Regions from separate parts of the Homo sapiens genome. Here region 1 is linked to region 2. A link is a loop called in an ENCODE intact Hi-C map of the cell type or tissue named here. Cell type or tissue: PC-3. All regions are shown on one strand. Links, peaks and the distances in the headings refer to the core of each region. The heading gives the core; the rest is flanking DNA.

The links. A loop is a pair of places that touch in the nucleus more often than their neighbours do. Peaks named below come from ENCODE experiments on the same cell type or tissue, not always from the same donor. Only the 100,000 strongest peaks of a DNase experiment are listed, where the experiment ranks them.
Region 1: it touches region 2 in a loop (2.4-fold over the local background); 3 of 110 quality-filtered maps call a loop at or near these places.

The regions. Positions count from the first base shown.
Region 1 is chr1:239,911,050-239,921,319 of GRCh38, reverse strand. CHRM3 (cholinergic receptor muscarinic 3) reads right to left here. Exons shown (of 7, transcript NM_001375978.1): 7 at 5,870-10,270. It overlaps LOC105373224 (a long non-coding RNA gene), which reads left to right. Exons shown (of 3, transcript XR_949315.4): 2 at 4,190-4,415; 3 at 5,490-6,720. Among named protein-coding and RNA genes, the nearest start is that of CHRM3-AS1, 16 kb to the right of the region's middle. In PC-3, for the core only: a CTCF peak has its summit at 6,360; a DNase peak (open chromatin) is centred at 6,229; H3K4me3 peaks cover 45 bases; H3K27ac peaks cover 2,630 bases.
Region 2 is chr1:239,972,212-239,982,481 of GRCh38, reverse strand. It overlaps the pseudogene LOC128136. Among named protein-coding and RNA genes, the nearest start is that of CHRM3-AS1, 77 kb to the right of the region's middle. In PC-3, for the core only: a CTCF peak has its summit at 5,924 (motif pointing right); a DNase peak (open chromatin) is centred at 5,931.

The DNA.
Region 1 (10,270 bases), core at 4,176-8,175, 62 kb after region 2:
TTAGGTTGATTGTGCTTTGAGGCAGCCACAGCACCTCCTAACACTTGAGATTAGCCCGAGGCTGAGTAAGAAACTGTGTTCAAGCCACTTGTTGGCTTATTAGAAGATGAACTGGATGTTGCTGTAGTCTTTCGCTGGCAGCTTACAGTGCAGGCAGTGAGGTGTATGGAGCATATCATTAGGGCCAGGTTGAGGTGTGAGCTGGAACTCCAGAAAGACAGGGAGAGCCTTGTTGGGGTCACTAATTCCTTCCTGCCTTAGTGATGCTCTAGACATGCATTTTGAGGAATAGTGGAGGTCATCAGGGAGGATTAAAGTGGGAAATAAGTGATGAAAAGGAGAAATGACAGTTATCATATAGTCTGAGATCTGTCATATGGTTGGAGTTTATTATTCTGCATTCTACACAAGTTCTCTCTTTTTTTGGCTCATGTACACTCAAAAGAATCTTCAAAAGTTATATACCCCTTGCATATTTGTAGTTTGTTCTCTAAACAATTTTCTCATAAGTTTAATAGTTCAAATGATGTAATTTCCCACTTTTGCCAGATTATCTCTGTTTTTAAAATTTTTTTAATCAAAACCTTATAGTGTAGATTTTATCATTCACCTTTTGGAAAATGTAAGCCATATAATCCAATTGGCAAAGCCAGTCCTCATGGTCAAACTGATCAGCTAAATTACATTTGCTTTATGTTGAAAAAATATCTGAACTAATTTTCCAGTTCAAAGACATGTGTTTTTATCATGGCCGCTTCACCTTTGAATTCTAATTCATAAATGGACTGATGGATGGATGAATGGATAAATGAATGGATGGATGAATGAATAGATGATTAAGATAGATAAATAGATGAATGAATGAAAGATGGATGGACGGATGGATAGATGGATGGATGAATGGATGATGGATGGATGGGGTGGATGGATGGTTGGGTGGATGAATGGCTGATGGATGGATGGGTGGATGGATGGATGGATGGGTGCATGGATGGGTGGATGGATGATGGATAGATGGATGGAAGCTTAGCATAAGTTGGTTCTCTAGATGAAATAAGGCACTGCCCTCTTCAGTATTTCTTAAGGACTCTCTATTTGCTCTTCTGCCACAGGACATTCTCTTAGGAACCATGTATTTTGAAACTGTCCTTTTGTTTGATGTCCAGATTTTTTTTGCATGTAGGAATAAGATTCAGGCTGGCTGAGAGACATGTGGTGTAAAATGGAAAGGCAGGTGTAAAGAAGATGTTCTTTTCAAGCAGGTCAACCTGAGACTGAGTACCTATGGCAGTTGAGGATCTTGAAAGCGACCCTTAAACTGACAATATTCTAGTACTTCCTGGAAACTCCTCATGTATTTCACACCACCCCAGCTTGAAAAGCAGTGTCCTAGAAGAGAAGATGAGAACTGGTGGATAAAATGAAGCTATCTAAACACAAAGTGGCCTGCTTAATTTATTATGTAGATTTTTTTTTGTCATTGCAGTTATTTACAAAGAATCCTGGAGGCCAGTTGTCAAGGATGCTGTAGGAGGGCCCCCTGCATTGAATATAAATTTGATTGGAGAATATTTAAAAGTTCCCTTCCAACTCAAAAATCTATGATATTCTAGAAAGGGTGGCACAATCTATGATGTGCATTGAGTGGATCTTAATATTATTTTAGAATCCTGACAGTATAAAATGACCTCATTATCTCTTAATAAATGGTTTTTATTTTCTCTTTAATGGTCTTTATCTCTCTGTTTTTACACATTGGTTCCATCTTCTGAAGTCACCTACTGTGCTGCCACTTAGCTAACAGGAGCTGTAATCTGCTTCATAGTACACAAATTGATTTTTTTTCTTTTTTTTTTTTACTTCAGAAACATGAAGGTCTTAAAGTGTATTAGAAAGTACATACGGGCTGGGTGCAGTGGTTCACGCCTGTAATATCAGCACTTTGGGAGGCCGAGGTGGGTGGATCACTTGAAGTTAGGAGTTAGAGACCAGCCTGGCCAACATGGTGAGACCCCGTCTCTACTAAAAATACAAAAATAAATTAGCGAGGCATGGTGGCACGTGCCTGTAATCCAGCTACTCTGGTGACTGAGGCAGGAGAATCACTTGAACCCAGGAAGCAGAGGTTGCAGTGAACAGAGGCCATGGCACTGCACTCCAGCCTGGGCAGCAGAGAAAGTGAGTAAAAAAACCAAAAGAAAAAAGAAAGTACATATGAAGGTGACACTTAATTCTGGGTTAAGGGACACGTTAGGGAGTTGGGGTACTGTGCACAGGTTGAAATGAGCAGAGAGAAAGCCTGGACTATTAACTCAGTTTTCCCATCTTGGCAAGGAAAGTTTGTATTAGACGTGTACTGTTTGTTTCTCTTACAATCAAAAAGGGAGTAGAATTCTGGCAAGTTTTCTATCTGGGTTTCTGTGATAGTTCTGCCCTAGCAGGTCTGAACTGGAAGCTGGTGGGGGCGTGGATTGGTGGAGTAAGGAGGGAGGTGTGCAGGGAGCCATCTTTTATCGTATCATTTCCTGAGGCCCCACAACGACTTCCTCTACTTCCAACACCTAAAGATAATGGCACTGGTTCCACAGCAAGTGTGGGAATGATTTTACACAATAGTATCTGGGAAAATATTTACTTCTGGCCCACTGGCAAAGGATTGGCCTTTTTATATTGTTCTGAAGTTAACTTCAGAGGAGGTCCTTCCCTGAAAAGTCACAGCTGAAGGAACTCACTGCAGACGGTGGTTAGTATTGGTTTTCATTTGTTGTCTTTGTTAGTTTTGTTCTTCTACATTTTGGTCTGAACCGCTGTTGATTGTTTCCATTTCAAGCTAACCCAGGCAGCACAATAGTGTAGTCAATAACTTCTAACATTATCCATCCTGCAGGTGGAACTGGTTATAGCAGACAGGTTTTTAAAGGCACTTTGTTTTGTGGAAGACAGAATAGGGGAGTTGTCACACTTAGAGATCTGTTTTTATCAGTGGGTCAAAAATTTAATAAGCTAGAATATTATCAAAATTCCATTTGCCCTATCAAACTAAATGTCAAAGAATCATCCCTCTGATATGAATATACCACATTCCACTTTCTACCTGATTTGTAGCTTCTAAGTGGCTGTTTGTATCAGAAGACAAATCACAAATTTGTCATCTCTATGAATTAATTGCTTGAAGGAGAATGGTTTGATTCAGAAAGGTAAGTTAGTTAAGATAAGGAGCGTTTAGTAAGTGTCATGACAAAAACATTGGCTGAGATTAAGCCAAATAGATACACAGCCTACATGGATATTAAAAATAGTTTCCCTTAAAAAGAAAAATAAAGGACTTCTGAAAAATCGAAGTCCCATTTTTTAATGGGAAAGAACAATTGGTAATATGAATTAGGGAAAAAGTCTGATAGATGCATGCATTATAGACAGGATATTATGATGACAGACATGTCACTGAGTGAATCCAGAACATTAATAGTGGATTTTCATGTAAATATCCTAGCCCACTGCACTGTCTAGAACGAAGAGAAACTCTATAAAGAGAAGCATGATGCAATCTTTTTTTTTTTTAAAGAATTACAAAGGAACACTAAGGTAGCGATCAAAAGGTTTTAAAAACTGATGCAAGCATCATTTTTTGGGGTCAATCTTTGCTTACATGCTGATGAGCCCATCATGTTTTGGGTGTTACCAGGGGTTCAGAGCTCACGTGTGGTCTTCAGGTGCATCTTACTCATCTTTGGTCTACTGAGGTTTGCATGCTCAGCATATGGGAATCACAAGACACCCTCTGGGTCCTAATAAAAATATCCAGCCCGATGAAAGCACCTGGATTATTTTTCCTGGGGTCTGAAGGCAGTTTTTTCCTCCTGCAGAGATTTCTGATTTCTCAGATATTTCCCAATAGCGAATTGGCAAATGATTGGTGTCAAAATAGGCAGAATAAAAACTTGGGGGTTGGAGATGTGAGTTGAAATGTCAGGAACATCTCTCACTGGCAGCCTTGCCTTCGACAACTCTCTTTCCCTTTTGTTGCAAGATTGAGTTAGTAATTCTACTCTTATAAACCACGGCTAAAATACTCTCTTCAGAAACACTGCTAAAGACAGCGAGCGTCTCTGTAATTCAAGGCTCTCATTCCAACGTGATTCTCATCATTATCCTCCATATAACTGAAATGAAAACCAATCTTTTACAGACTGTTCCTATGAAGGATCCTTCTGCCTTTTCATAACCTGTGTGCTGTTGTTTAATTCTCATGGAGAATGACAAGTTCCACTAAAATATGCACATGGCATCTCCAAGAAACAGAAGCAAGAATTAAAGTGAAGGGGTGGTAGGCAAAAAAGGCCAAGAATGACCATGATTAGACCAAGGAACTTCCACTTCCAAGCCGTAGCTGGCTGCATCCTCTTCATGACTCTGTAAGTGCACTGGACCACAGGTCGTCTTTTCAAAAAAGTTCTCTCTCTCTATACTCTTCCAAGTCTTTTTAGGTGAGATTCAATTTCAACGAAAGATCATTTATGCTTATTGCTTAAGTTAAGTTAATTTTTAATGCTTTTAAAAAGATGCTGGATAGTTAAAAAATATATCTGACTCCTGTGACAGAAACATTTATTTCAAGGGTGAAATATCTCAGTTCAAATAAAATAATAATTGCAGAAAATATTTAAATCAATTTATTGGTCGTATTTTGTAAAATTTCTTCTCCATGTAACCATTTGGATAAGGAAGCGGCAAAGCTCCCCCAAAAGCTATCTATCAACTCCCAACAAAGTACTTTTCAGTTAAAAGTCAACTCATACTTAGTGGGTATTTCCAACATTGACATATTCTTATGGTTTATGAATCTTCCATAATTTTAGCCAATGTTTCTTTCCGTAGTCAAGATTTCATATTGCATAAATGTGTGCAGCAAATTAAGGAAGACTTTAACACAATAGAAAACTTTTCTTCTTAAATCTCATATGAGTTTTATGTAAAAATGTCTACTATGATAGAGTAGTGAGAAAAGCAGTTCCTTTTCTGGCCACCTACATTGACCTAAATGGTAAGTGTAATAGCATGAAATAGCAAAACAGAGACGGAGAGGGGATGCCCAATGTTTCAGTGAGCACAGGTTCAAATTGTAAACTGAGGATGAAGACATGAAGATGTAATGACTGGCAGAAAAAGTTGTGAGGGAGAGAAAAAAATATATATATGTGTATATACTATCTCTCTCTCTCTCTCCATATGTAGCTGTATTTATAGCTAGCTCTCTCTCTCTCTCTCTCTCTCACATTCCTCCTTGTTCTTTCTTGCACTAAAGACCAAAGAGGCAATGGTTGGTTTCTATGGGTCAGCTTAAGAAGCAGTAAAAGAATCATGAAGTGACCAGGCATGCCATTCAAAAAAATGTCATTTCTCGCCCAGAGTAACTTCTTTGTACCTTCACTTCCAGCAATTTTAAAGTCAGTGTAATAAAATATGAAGCTTGTTTTTCTTTTTTCCAGTGGGAAAATATTTTCTGTGGAGTCTAAAAGAAACAAAAATACACCTGAAAAGAAAAAAAGGTAAGCATTCCTTACAAAAGAGAAAATTTCCCTTCCATGTTATGTGTCTACAGACAAATATTTTTCTTCACATGCACTTTTGGAGTAAGGACTATATGCGTAGCTATAGTTTACACCTGTATATACTCAGGAAGTATTTGGATTATGATGGTATGATGATAGTTGTTAAAGAAAGTTCTTTTGCATGTGAAAAAGAAAGGGAAGACAAGGCAAACAGCAGTCTGTTCAGCATTATCCTTTCAATGAATTCTACCCTTTTATACAATAAAAAGCTGTGGCTGTATTATAGGCCCTGGGTTAAATAAAAGCAAACCACACTCTTTGTTCAATAATAGTTTTATTTACTTATTTCACTGTTAACTTGGGGATAATATTCACCACAAAGTTGCAGGCATCATTTTATAGTACAGACTACAGACGATTGACTTTTTCAAGATTAAAAATGAACATGGTTTGTGACACACCTGAAATGCCTACTGAGGAAGTGCTGGCCACGAGGTAATAAAAAAAGGTAAAATTCAGTGCCTTTGGCAAAGATGTGGACACTGTTTTAGATGCGAGTATGATACATGCCCTTTGCTTACAAAGCAAATATACACCCATCTGTTTTTGGACTGCGGTTTCTCTATCCACCAGAGAGCATCTTTAAATGATTCACAGACATTTCCCTGAGAGCTTCCTGCCAAGAGAAATCAGCATGCTGATTCACCATCGTGGAAGCCCATTTTTATGTAATTATTCCTCAAGCCTGCACCAAACTTGGTAACAGTTCCTATATTTAAAAGAAAGAAGGGCTTTGCCCAAACTGTGGCCATCACATAGCTCTAAGCAGACGCCCAGAGGAAGTTTGAAGTGTTACATGTAGGAGGCTGGAAATGCCCATGTACTGGATGAGGAATGGCTAGAAGGGAGATCATGTGTTTGATTGCTTGCAGAACAGGATAAAGGATTGTCTCCTAATAACTTTCCACGCCAAGCAAAACTACATGCAAGGATTTTTAAGCCAAACTACAGATCTTCACTTGCACAGAAAACTATGTTTATGAACTCTCCAGGCCCTCCAGATACTTCTTTTACTAAGGCAAGTAACCGAGAAGCCTGTTCCAAAAGAATTATCCCTTCCATGAATTCTACTGTTTTATACAATAAAAAGTTTGTCTTTGTTGACCAATCCAGTAAAGTTTCTGAGTTCTAGGGATAAAAAACAGAGTTAATTTTCTTTTTCCTCTTTGGACTCTAAATTATTTGTTCACAACTTCAAATCTATTTAAAATATTTCTCCTTATTGCTCAGTGATATTTTATTAGATAAGCATCATGTTTGTGAACACTTTCCACTTCCCAGCCAAATAACTCCTGACTACAGTAGCAGCATGGGACATTGATGTGCACAGAATGTTGATAATATTTGTTATATTAATAAGGAGGTTATTAGATATTCAACATTTATTGAATATATGCAATTTGCCAGATTCTGTGTGAGCCACAGGATACAGAGTGATGAATAAGACCCAATTACTATCATCAAGGAACTCACAGAATACAGGATAAAAAGAGTTTTGAGTTTTGTATGTGAACTGCAGAACTGCTAAGCATTTTGGACTCCAAGAAAGAACAATAGTAAGCTTTTAGATTCTGGGGATAATCTTTTTAGCTGAAGCTAGGGTTGCCGGATTATAATTTGGGTGCGGGAAGTTTTACTAATGCTTCTTTGCAGTGGAGAGTATGGCCCCTTTATCTTTTAAATAGAATGCAACTGAGATGTGAGCCCCTTTGATTCTCTAGATGATTTTTTGGGGTGGTCTCAGCCCAGACCAGAGTGGTAGGGTCAGAACTTTGTGTGAGTCTCTGTGGTTCTACCAGAACAAACATAGGCCTGATATTCTAGCAACGCATTTGGATGACTTCCATATATCCAAATACACTATCCGTCTCTGCGCGAAGCTGTGAACGTGATGTGTGCCTAATAATACTAACACTTGCTCATTTCTGAGCCGTACAACAAAACACTGTGCAGTTACAAACTTACGTGGGGTATAGTCATTTTATGAACTAGATCTTCTTTTCTCATTTTTATTTTCTTATCATGAGCCTCCCTTCCCAGACATTAACACTAAAGCCAGAAAAGGAAAATGGAATTCTCCAGTTCTAAAGAACATTGGGTTACCATTCTAGAAACCTTTCTCAGGTCTGCAATGTTGACTCACACATTAATGCTGGGAGAGGCTGAAGATTTAGAGTCATCAGAACAGGAGAAGAGAGTGTAACTTAAGCGTGTAGAAAGGAAGCAGTAAACTTGTCCTTGAACCTATTAAGGGCTAGAGTTGATACTGTCTAAATAAGTTTGTTGCACGTGGTATTGGAGCAAAATATTCTTTCAGAGGAGGTGCTAGAAGTAGGGTTCTTTAGGTTAAAAAAAAATAACTTTGGAGTGTTGTAATCTATACAGTTTCAGTTCTGTTATGAGAAATGCTATTGCAAAACCAAAGCAAACACCTGCTACCTAGAAACTCTATTTTGTGAGTTTGCCCGACCTCAGGTGCTGGGTTGGAGTGGTATTTGAAACCATACTACTCCGGGTTTGCCAACAAATTTCAAAGCTTCCTTGGTTACCTTCCAAATTTCAAGATTTTGTGGTGTTGAAATAGAGTAAGTAAATAACTTTACAGAATATAAAATCTGAAATTTTCAAACATTCACCCAATATACCATTTTACTTTCGTCATGGTAGCTGCTGACCTCAGTTTTGACCGATTTGGCATCAGAAGGCAAATTAGAGAAGCTTCGGTGTTGTTGCTTAGTTTGAGCAATGAGGATAAAACCCAGAAAGTTTAGGTTAAGTGACAAGCATTCCTAAGGACATGTAACTAAGCAGTGACCAAACTGGTCCAGAAACTTCAGGTTCCTCATCCTAAATTCATTGCTTCTTTGACTATACTGCACTATTTTCACTCGTCCTCTGAAGCTGCCAGGGGAAGATTGTGCAATTTCCTGGAATATGTCCCCATCCTTGAATCATCTCTACTCAGATAGGTACAGGACACCCTGACTGATCCCTGGAATCCTTCTCTGTGCCACTCTGGTATTAGACTTCTCCGCTGTGACAGAGCCTTGGCATCCTTCTTTCCTCCCTGAGTCAGAGCTGAAACAGCCAACTGTGCATCAGAGCTCTGTGCTCCAGCTTCTCTCTCGATACATGAAGGGGCTTCCAGCGCTCTGCAGAGCAATGAGCCCTGCACGAGGGCAACGTAGGAAGCCTGACAGAGAAAACTGATATGCCTTCTAGATCTTTAGCCACAGCAGGGTCTAACGCTTAGGCTTCTTGTTTGTTTTCATTCCGTCAGAGTCTACAACTATTGTACACTAAAGGGTAAAGAGAAATGAAAAATATGTAGAGAGTCAAGGCTGGGCTTAAGAGGCAAAGGGTGACTAGGAGAATAGGGAGGACTAGCATAGAGGCCACAGGGAGCTGATGGGCAAAGGAGAGCAGAGCCGAGGGATCTAGGGGACCAGAGAGAGCTCACTTCTCCTAACCATCTGGCAATGCCTGGAGAATGGAGATTGAGTGTGTGTGTGTGTGCTTGTGAGAGAGAGAGAAGGAAGAAGAGGGAGAAAGAGAGAGAGAGAGGCAGAGAGAGAGAGAGAGATTCTCCATGTGTAGTTTATTTTAGGTTTGATCATTTTCTTCTTTCAAGCAAAGTGGCTAATCTTGAAATGTCTGCAAACCTCATGCATATGGCATGAAATAATTCGATTCCCAATTTGGGATGAAGACATTTTGATCTTAGGTAAGTGCTGAATATCTCCTGTAATGACAAGCCCTTTGAGAAATGCACGTGTAACTAAGGTCCAATTATAAATACTCACTACATCTTCAATTATGCTTTTAAATTATTCATATTCAAAAGAACCTATTTTGCTTGTTTTCTTTCTCTGAAAGTGACCCAAGAAATGGACATACCTTTCTATAAAATCAGTAGATAGTATTTAAATGCAGCTTTCATCCATAAGAGGCTTAAAAACAATTCTATAATAAAACCAGTAAAACAAAAAAGGGAGACCTAGAGTCTTGGATTTGTTCCTTTTCTGCTATTATTAGCATCACAAAAGGACAAGGATAAGGAGATAATCATGTTTAAGGAGATTGGAAGTGACTCTCAAAGTTCTGTTAAATTTCAGGGTTTCTCCTTTTCTCAAATTTAATTCTATTTCTTTTTTTTTTTTAATAAAAGAAACAGCCCTTTTGGGAGGGAGGCAAGATAGGAGTTTCCAAAAGGATGGGAAGTGCTGAAGTACTGGGACACTTGAATAAGCTTTCACATATTTATTAGTGCCAGGCCAACTTGAGAAATAAAATATAGATGCAATTGCTTACTAGATGTTTCACAGGTGGATAATATGACATTCTGTAGTTTGCTGTGTACATATTAGAAAATCGTCTGTTTCTTTCTTGTTCTTTGGTTGAATGTGGGCCCAAAAAAATCATTCTTACAATTATGCTGATTGTTTTTTTTTTTCCCTGTGTAAAATGATTTCAGACACAATGGTGGAGCTTTGTTCAGTTCCCATCAGATTTAACTAAAGAGTGGTTTTAAACATTTACGTTGAAGTGACCGTTGACTTTTTATTACCTAGAAAGAGTTAGGTGCTTGGTGATGCCAACAGGATGACATGTTTCTTCTTCTTAGCCACAGGAAAGCTCCAATATACTCTATTCATTGC
Region 2 (10,270 bases), core at 3,484-7,483:
TCAAGCTGTGAATCCATCATACCCAAGTTAAGCTGATCCTAGAATAGTCATTGGACTCATGGCACCTTGTATGCAGAAACACCTCCAGGAATGGAAACCACATGGTAGAACACCGTAGCCAAGATCATCCAAACCTCAGTTGGCAGTAGGCAGTACACACCAGATACTGACTCCTCTAAATGGACCAATAAACCTGGTCCGACTTCACACTGGTGTTTAAGAGACCACCCACCTAAACATAAGCAATGAACTGCTTTCAGGTTCTTGCTTTACTTCTTGGCTTACTTGCTTGCCTTCTAATTCTCCACCTACTCATGACTTACTGTGTATTGCCTGATTGCTTTCTCTGCAAACAGTGCTAACAGATCTTTCCTTAAGTCACCAAACATGATTGCTTTCTTTCTTTTTTTTTTTTGTTGTTGTTGTTGCACCTTCTCATTGATCATAATCTCCAGGGCCCTCTCTGGCTGTTTCAGGCCCCTAGGGTGGAGTCTTCTCTGTGTCCACTCCCACCTCAGCCAGTGCTTGCCCCTGTTGGTAGCATGAGGCTGCTGCCCCTCATGGAAGGAGATGGAGTAGAGGGCCTGTTGACCAGCTCCCTGTAGATCTCCTGCCTCGAGTTCAGTAAAGGCAGTGCCTGCCTGGTAGCCAGTAGAAAGCACTGGAGCTTTGCCTGGCCATTGTTGGACTGGTTCTGCTCCCTGACTGCACACATAACCTTGTGTCACAGATGTCCACCTTGGGAGGAGAGGAGATGGAAGTCTGAGGGCCCAGGATTGACATGGGGGCAGATAGGAGCCTCTCCAGCACTCCCTGCCATCCCTCATATGAGGAAGAACATGAAAAGGACCACCAGGGTTACAATCACCACCAACATGCTCTTGCCAGAGCGGGCCTTCCCCTCAGGTTCCCTTTCCCCCACACTCAGGCAGAGGGTTTGGGTCTGTCCAAGTGGGCTCACAGGCATGGCCTGGATTGGACTGGCTTGCTTTGGTCCACCCTGGGCTACCTTTGACCTCCTGACAAGTGGCCAGAGGAGCTCTTAGAAAATCTTCTTTTATAGCCTAAATGGGTGGGCAGAGGTGGAAGATTGTGGAGACTTTTGAGCAAAAGGCATGTTCCTAAACAGGGACAGAATTGAACCTCTGTAAATGAAAGAAGTAGAATGCTTTCACCTCACCATATTGTCCCCAGGGATACTTTGACCTCCATAGTGAATATTACTGGAGGTCAAAATAAAACTGGTAGTCGTGAAAGTTGCACATGGTAAAAATTACCATTGACAAAAAATTGGTGGGAGATAAATACTTTTAAAAATATTTGATATGCATTATTTGACCAAAAGTGCTTAACAAGATAGAAATAATAACACCTTGGGACAACTTAAAAGGCAGAATCTATAGTCAGCAAATCATGATGTGTAAGAGAAGTCAAGTTATTTATATAAAACATAATTGATCTTCATACAGACATTTTCAGTAAATTCCAAATAAACTGAATCAAAAAATTGTAATGAACAAATTATAACTGGTTTACTGTGCTGTATTAGTCCATTTTCACACTGCTGATAAAGACATACACAAGACTGGGCAATTTACAAAAGAAAGAGGTTTAATGGACTCATAGTTGCACATGGCTGGGGAGGCCTCACAATCATGGTGGAAGGCAAAGAAGAGCAAGTTACATCTTACATGGATGGAGGCAGGCAAAGAAAGAGCTTGTGCAATAAAACTTCTTTTTATGAAACCATCAGGTCTCATGAGACTTATTCACTTTCACAAGAACCGCACGAGAAAGACCTGCCCCCATGATTCAATTACCTCCCACCGGGTTCCTCCCACAACACATGGGAATTCAAGATGAGATTTTGGTGGGGACACAGCCAAACCATATCGTTCCATCCCCGGCCCCTCGCAAATATCATGTCCTCACATTTCAAAACCAATCGTGACTTCCCAATAGTCCCCAAAGTCTTAACTCATTTCAGCATTAATTCAAAAGTCCACAGTCCAAAGTCTCATCTGAGACAAGACAAGTCCTTTCTGCCTATGGGTCTGTAAAATCAAAAGCAAGTTAGTTACTTCCTAGATACAATGGGTGTATAGGTATTGGGTAAATACAGCCATTCCAAATCGGAGAAATTGGCCAAAACAAAGGGGCTACAGGCCCCCTGCAAGTCTGAAATCCAGTGGGGCAGTCAAATCTTAAAGTTCCAAAAAAATGATCTCCTTTGACTCCATGTCTCACATCCAGGTTATGCTGATGCAAGAGGTGGTTCCCATGGTCTTGAGCAGCTCTGCCCCTGTGGCTTTGCAGGGTACAGCCTCCCTCCCAGCTGCTTTCATGGGCTGGCATTGAGTGTCTATGGCTTTTCCAGGTGCATGGTGCAAGCTATCAGTGGATCTACTATTCTGGGGCTGGAGGACAGTGGCCTTCTTTTCACAGCTCCACTAGGCAGTGCCCCAGTAGGGACTCTGTGTGGGGGCTCCAAACCCATATTTCCCTTCTGCACTGCCCTAGCAGAGGTTCTCTATGAGGACCCTGCCCCTGTGGCAAACTTCTTCCTAGAGATCCAGGCATTTCCATATATCCTCTGAAATCTAGGCGGAGGTTCCCAAACCTCAATTCTTCCTTCTGTGCGCTGGAAGCTCAACATCACGTGGAAGCTGCCAAGACTTGGCACTTGCACCTTCTAGAGCCACAGCCCGATTTATACCTTGGACCCTTTTAGCTATGGCTAGAGCAGCTGGATGCAGAGCACCAAGTCCCTAGGCTGCACACAACAGGGGGACCCTGGGGCCTGCCTACAAAACCATTTTATCCTCCCAAGCCTCTGGGCCTGTGATGGAAGGGTCTGCTGCCAAGGTCTGTGACATGCCCTGGAGACGTTTACCCCATTGTCTTGGTGATTAACATTCAACTCCTCATTACTTATGCAAATTCCTGCAGCCTGCTTGAATTTCTCCTCAGAAAATGAGCTTTTCTTTTCTATCATATTGTGAGGCTGCAAATTTTCCAAAATTTTATGCTCTATTTTCCTTTTAAAACTGAATGCCTTAAACAGCACCCAAGTCACCTCTTGAATGCTTTGCTGCTTAGAAATTTCTTCTGCCAGATACCCTAAACCATCTCTCTCAAGTTCAAAGTTCCACAAATCTCTAGGGTGGGGGAAAAATGCTGCCAGTCTCTTTGCTAAAACATAACAAGAGTAACCTTTGCTCCAGTTCCCAACAAGTTCCTCATCTCCATCTGAGACCACCTCAGCCTAGATTTCATTGTCCATATCATTATCAGCATTTTGGGCAAAGCCATTTAATAAGGCTCTAGGGAGTTCCAAACTTTCCCACATTTTCCTGCCTTCTTCTGAGCCCTCCAAACTGTTCCAACCTCTGTCCGTTACCCAGTTCCAAAGTCACTTCCACATTTTTGGGTATCTTTTCAGCAGTGCACCACTCTACTGATACTGATTACGGTATTAGTCTGTTTTCACGATGCTGGTAAAGACATACATGAGAATGGGCAATTTACAAAAGAAAGAGGTTTGATGGACTTACAGTTCCACATGGCTGGGGAGGCCTCACAATCATGGTGCAATGCAAGGAAGAGCAAGTCACATCTTTCGTGGATGGCGGTAGGCAAAGAGAGAGCTTGTGCAAGGGAACTCCACCTTATAATACCATCAGATCTCATGAGACTTATTCACTGTCACAAGAACAGCATGGGAAAGACCTGCCCCCATGATCCAATTACCTCCTACCAGGTCCCTCCCATAACACATGGGAATTTAAGATGAGATTTGGGTGGGGACACAGGAAACCATATCATGTGCTATATTTAAAAAGTATTAAATAATTAAAAGTACTATTGAAGTTTACTCTCAAAGTTGCTCCTCAACTTTTAAAATATTGGTATAATTCTGACGTCAACGTTTATGAAGCAGAGATTTAAAATATTATGAGGGACGGAAGTTCTATGAGGTAAAGTGGCTGGGTCAGAATAGCAGGGTCAATGGAAGGGCAGCATTGGCAAGGTCTGACTGACTTCTGTCATTTTAAATGTGACACAGAGATGACTATGTAAGTTATCCTGTGATCGAATTTGTAAGCAGCTGTATTAATGAGGTTACATTGAATAAACAATTTCAGTGGCATAACACTGTATTTTGCACCCCCCTGGCATGGCTAGATGGGTGCCCAGGTTGGAGAGGCAGCTTTCCTCCCTGTGGTCATCCAGGAACCCAGAGTGTTTCCTTCTTGTGCCTTCACCATTCCTGTGAATGGTGATCATGCAAATTGGGTCATTCTTGTCATACCCAGCTAAAACAGAGTCCAGAGACCAGGGGGAAAAAGCACTCGGGGAATATAACATTGTTTTGAGAATGTAATTCTCGGCAAGCCCAGCTGCTGAAACTGCCTGCTGTAACCTGAAACCAGTTTTCTATTAGTTTCTACAATGACCTGCCAGGAAGCTAAGACTAGTTTTACCCACCATCACCACTCACCAATTAGAGGATGCCAATTCCCTAAAATTTTACTTATGCCAATGACCTTATTTTCAAAACAAAACATAACATAGCTCTTTTTATAAAACCTCCAACCTTCTCTTTGTTCTTGGACATTCTGAAGAGCACTTGGACTATGTGTATTCCCTGAACTGCAATTTGTGCTTTCCCAAATAAAACATTTAAATTTACCCATTCACCAATATATTTTATTTTGACTTTGATATCTGGGGCCTCATCCCTACTTGCATGCATCAGCAGAAGAAGAAAGAGCACGAAGAAATGTCCACAGGAGGATTTTATGGGCCTGGACTGGCAGTGGCTCACATCGATCCCACTCCTCTTCCATTGGCAAGAACTGGCCATGTGACCACGCATAACACAAGAGAGCCTGGGAAATGTAGTCCAACTGTGTGTGCGGAGAAGGGGAGAATGGATTTTGATGGACGACTAGAGTTCTCTGCAACAGTAAACAACGTGTTTGGATTTATTGTGTTTCTCCAATTTTTATGGAGTGTCTGCTGTATTCTGAGCACTGTGCTAAGAGCTGGACAGAGAGCTAATTTAGCAGCACCTTGCGCTAGAAGAAGCTCTCAGTATATAAAGGGAGATAAGACATGGTATGGAGTGCCTGCTATCCTAAGAGACAGAAGGATAAAGTGAAAGTCCTAGAAGTCCCATGAATTATTCTAGAAGGGGAAGCTGCCTGCAGAAGATGGTGATTGAGGTCCACTTTTAGAAATAAAGCAGATTTGGTTGGTGGAGGGAGACAGCAGCAGAAGCTATGGAAGCATGTAATTTGTGTACAAGATGTATTAAGGAACACTATGCAGCAATTAAATCAGATTTTCAAAAACAATTGAATAGCATGGATTAGGGCTCATATCAAGTGAGAAAAGTAACTGGGGATGTAAGTTGATCCCATGTTTGGAAAAACTGTGTGTCTAAGATTAGATGAAAGTATACAGACATGTTGGGTAATAGTTCTTAAATTTTATAAAATATACTGTTTAAGTAATCAGAAGGATTCCATCAATGGGCTTTGGTTTGATATACTATTTTCTGTAAGCCAGATATACATAGTTGTGATGTTGGCCAGTCATTCTCAACATTTCCTAACACTGCTGCCCCTTTTCCCCGACCCCCTACCCTGCTATGAGACGGTGACCTGGTCTCTATTTTCTGCCCTGGAATCTATGTGCTCAATAAATACTCCCTGAAATACCACACTTGGAAAGAGACCTCCTTTTTACAATGTGAAATGAAGAAACAATGACTTCCTCTCGAAGTTATCTTCCAAACATTGATTCTTACAAAATTGGGATATGATCTAACTGCAAGCCCATAGCAATGTCTAAATTTGAATGTTGTCTTTTGCTGACGCCAAATGCAGAGCCCTGCAGCATTTGTCATGCAGGGCTCTCATGTGACCACCAGAGGGCAGTGCATGACTGCTATGACATTGTTTACTTCAAAATGTTTGCAAGTGAGCCTTCTTGAGAAAATAAATGTTTTATAAACTTCGAGAATTTGTTTTTTTCTTTAAAATAAGGAATTATTTCTTTAACAGCAAATAAAGTTTAGAAAATTTAGTTCTGTACCTTAGTTCAAACTATCTGTATTTTACAGTCTATAAGGCTCATTGTCAGCACCACAAAGCTGTGTAACCAATCTTCTTACCCATCCTGTGTGACAGGTTTTGTTTGTTCTTTTTTAAAGGTAAAAGTCTAAGAAAATGCTTCATAAATCCTACTTTCAGACCTTGAAGTGGAATACTTCTAGTTACACTATGTAAAAACTTGGGTTGTACCTTGTTATTTTCATTGAACAGATAGCAAAAGAAAAAAAAAGGAGAAAGTAAAAATGAAAAGAACTGTTCTACATCCTGAATTTAGGCTGTCAGTCTATATATTGAATTTATAACACTGAAGCATCAGAAGCAACCTAATAATGTCCTGCTCCGTCCTTCCTTTCCATTTATAATTTTTAAAAAGGCAACCAAAAAAATGTTTCATTCATTCTTCAAAATAAGTTGCAAAGAAGGATCGCAACAGTGAATGTCCTCATTCACACTTCCAATAACATCTCAATGTTGCTCACCATAATCTGCCATGAACCGATTCAGGAGCCACCCAGAGCTTTATTCACGGCTTCCGAATGTACCATGTTTCCTATACCAGAAGCCTGCCCAATGTCAGCGTCTCTCTGTTCAGAGGCCATAACAACTTTTGTCACGGCTGGCCTGGATTTAAAGCAACATTCCAGATTCCAGAACTAGTTTTATTGTCTCAGCTGTTTTCTTCCTCTTCAGGATTTATCAATTTTAGAAAAAAGGGTGTATATTTGTCTTGCCTCTTTCTTTCTTTCTTTCTTTCTTTCTTTCTTTCTTTCTTTCTTTCTTTCTTTCTTTCTTTCTTTCTCTTGCCTCTTTCTTTCTTTGTCTCACCTCTTTCTCTTTCTTTCTTTCTTTCTTTCCTTCCTTCCTTCCTTCCCTCCCTCCCGTTCTTCCTTCCCTCTCTCTTTCTTTCCCTCTTTTCCTTCCTTCCTTCTTTCTTTCTTTCCTTTCTTTCTTCTTTCTTTCTCCTTTCTTTCTTTCTTTCTTTCTTTTCTTTCTCTTGCCTCTTTCTTTCTTTGTCTTGCCTCTTTCTCTTTCTTTCTTTCTTTCCTTCCTTCCTTCCCTCCCTCCCTCCCTTCCTTCCCTCTCTCGTTCTTTCCCTCTTTTCCTTCCTTCCTTTCTTTCTTTCCTCTTACTTTCTTTCTTTCTTTCCTTCCTTCCTTCCTTCCTTCCCTCCCTCCCTCCCTCCCTTCCTTCCTTCCCTCTCTCTTTCTTTCCCTCTTTCCCTCTTTTCCTTCCTTCCTTCTTTCTTTCTTTCTTTCTTTCTTTCTTTCTTTCTTTCTTTCCTTCCTTCCTTCCTTCCTTCCTTCCTTCCTTCCTTCCTTCCTTCCTTCCTTTCTTTCTATCTTTCTTTCTTTCTTTCTTTCTTTCTTTCTTTCTTTCTTTCTTTCCTCTTTCCTCTTTCTTTCTTCCTTCCTTCCTTCCGTCCTTCCTTCCTTCCTTCCTTCCTTCCTTCTTTCTTTGCTCACTACAACCTCTGCCTCCTGGGCTCAAGAGGTCTTCCCACCTCAGCCTCCCGAGTAGCTGGGACCACAAGCACATGCCACCCATCGGCTAATTTTTGTATTTTTAGTAGAGACAGGGTTTCGCCATGTTGCCCAGGCTGGTCTCAAGTTCCTGGGCCCAGGCAATCCGCCCGCCTCGGCCTCTCAAAGTGCTGTGATTACAGGCATGAGCCAGAGCACCTGGCCTTGTCTTGCCGTTGTCAAAGAATCTGTGCATATCACATTTTAAGACCACATTTCCCAAGCTAGAACTTTCAGTAAGCTTGTTGTTCAAAGTACAAAATTCTTATCTGTTTTAAAAAAATTTAATTGAAGATTAGTACCTCTGCTTTCCTCTGACAGAAGGACAGGATTCATTATACCATGGTTGAAAACTAAACTTCATGTATACGAATGGCTAGAGAGGTCTGAAGTTTTATAGAGCCCTTAACATCACTCAAGCGCACTTGGCATTGGCCAGACCACAGTGGGAAACATGTCAGCAAATTGAGGAAAAGAGACTTTCCCAAGTACACGATGGTCATCCAGGCTCCATGTCACTCACATAAAAATCTGAGCAACATGTAATCCCATCCCCACCCTCACACCAAAGCCTTGCACCTCACAGAATATCTTAATGTTCCCCATTACTAATGACAGCTGCTCCCGTTTCTGCTGCTGTGGCAGGGAGTCTTGGCACTGTCTTAGCAGGGCTTGGAATATGATCAGTTACTGTGTTTGAATGCACAAGTCTGACTCCTTCATCCCAAGTGTCATTATTTGGAGAAGGACACGGAGTGTAACTTCTTCTGTGCTTTTCACCCACCATAGCTAAGTACCATGTTTCTTCAAAGAGTGAATCTCTTGGGCCCCGGGGAACAGAGTTGACCAAGTGATGGGTGTCCTCTCTGAGCTTCATGTTTTCAACAAAGACATCTGGTACCACACAAGTTCTTGAGCTACACCTTGATTTAAGATCCCATAAGCTTGCTGTTATTTTATCAACAGCAGACCATGGTGTGGCATCTGGTGGAACTTTAAGAGAGTACAGGGTGGCGGCTGAACCAGAACCGTACGAGAACACTCCAGTCTCTTCCCTGATCATTGCTGAGGTGAGTACTGCGCTGGGACAGTTGCGGGGAACCATATACTGACGATGTGTACGTATTTCCATTTTCACTGGATACAGCAAAGATGCCTTTGTTTTCTGATGGGAGAGTTCGGAACTATCCTTCATAAATGCCATCTCCACATCTGTATCAAAATAGATGTCTTCTAATTTAACATTCCCAAAGGCTTCCAGGACATTCTAAACACTATTTTTATCTCTGTTCTGATCATTAAGGAAGTCATTCCGCAACATCCGAGCTAGAGATAAACTCACCAGTTTACAATATGGTGAGTGAAGGATCAAGAAGCCAAAATTATTCAAGGTAAAATCTTTATCATTTCCGTCTTTCTGCCACTGGGCACGGATCGTTTTGCAGTCGACAGAATAGCAGTGATCTAATGCACTGAAGCAGCACTGTGTGGAGGGTTTTCCATCTACTATAGGACATTCAGAGAGCATATCAGGCTCATAAAAGCCATAGGCACGTTGCATATGTGTCCCACGAAGCCCTCGTTCAAAAATTAAAGTTGCATTTGGCTCAATTAGCAGAGCTACTGCTCTGACTCTACCTGTCAGTCTAACTTTTCCTGTGGGATATACAGCAATATCTCCTACAAACTCCAGGGCAAACTGTCCATCCCAGGAGCTGGACTCAATCCAGTTAACAGCACTGAAGACAGCAGCTGGGGCTCCATAGCATGCATGAGTTGTGTCGGTTCCTTCTATATCTATATCCCCAGACTCCTCAAACAGCTGCATCAAATTAGTCTTCACTGACTTTGATTTGTCCTTGATTGTCTCTGTTCCAACTTCCAGTCGGCCAGTGCAATCGTAGGAAAGATTTTTTCTCTCCATAAGATTCTGAACCACAGGCATGCAAAGAGAGTTGATCTCTTCTCCATGTGTGCAGGAGCCCATCTTGGCCTGGCCCAAGCCAATGGTATACTTTCCAGCATCTATATCAACATACTTTTCCAACTTTGAAAATATTTCCTTGGCATGCCTCAGGTCTGATATCCATTCACCGTGTCCAATCCCAGGCTAGTCTTGGACCTCCTGACTTCGTGTTCGGTTTGGTGCCGGAACTGGATCTGGTGGCTCTGTTGCCACCTCTGCTGCCCTCCCAGCACCGCTCAGTTGCACGCCCTGCAAGCCCAGGCCATGGGCCCAATCCTAGAGAATTTGTAAAGAAATATTTATTTGCTTTTATTTTTCAATTTAAATGGGAAGCCAGTGAAAATTCCACACAAGAAACAAATATAAGACAATCCAGTTACTGGGAGATACACCTTGTGATGCGTGCAAACTTGTAAAATTATTTGTCCATCCTCAGGATTTGCATCCAGATTCATCTCTCCTTCCTCCATCTATAAACATCTGTCTATATAAAATATCTTTTGACGATTAGATGTAATGCACTAAAGATATCTGGTAATCATGTTACTTCTTTGTGATAGGAATCTTTTGGTAGCAAGTGATCTGCTTATGGGATGGTGAGAATATAATGGAAACAAGGGAGGACAGAATACAGGCGATCAGCAGGAGGTCTCAGCCACAAG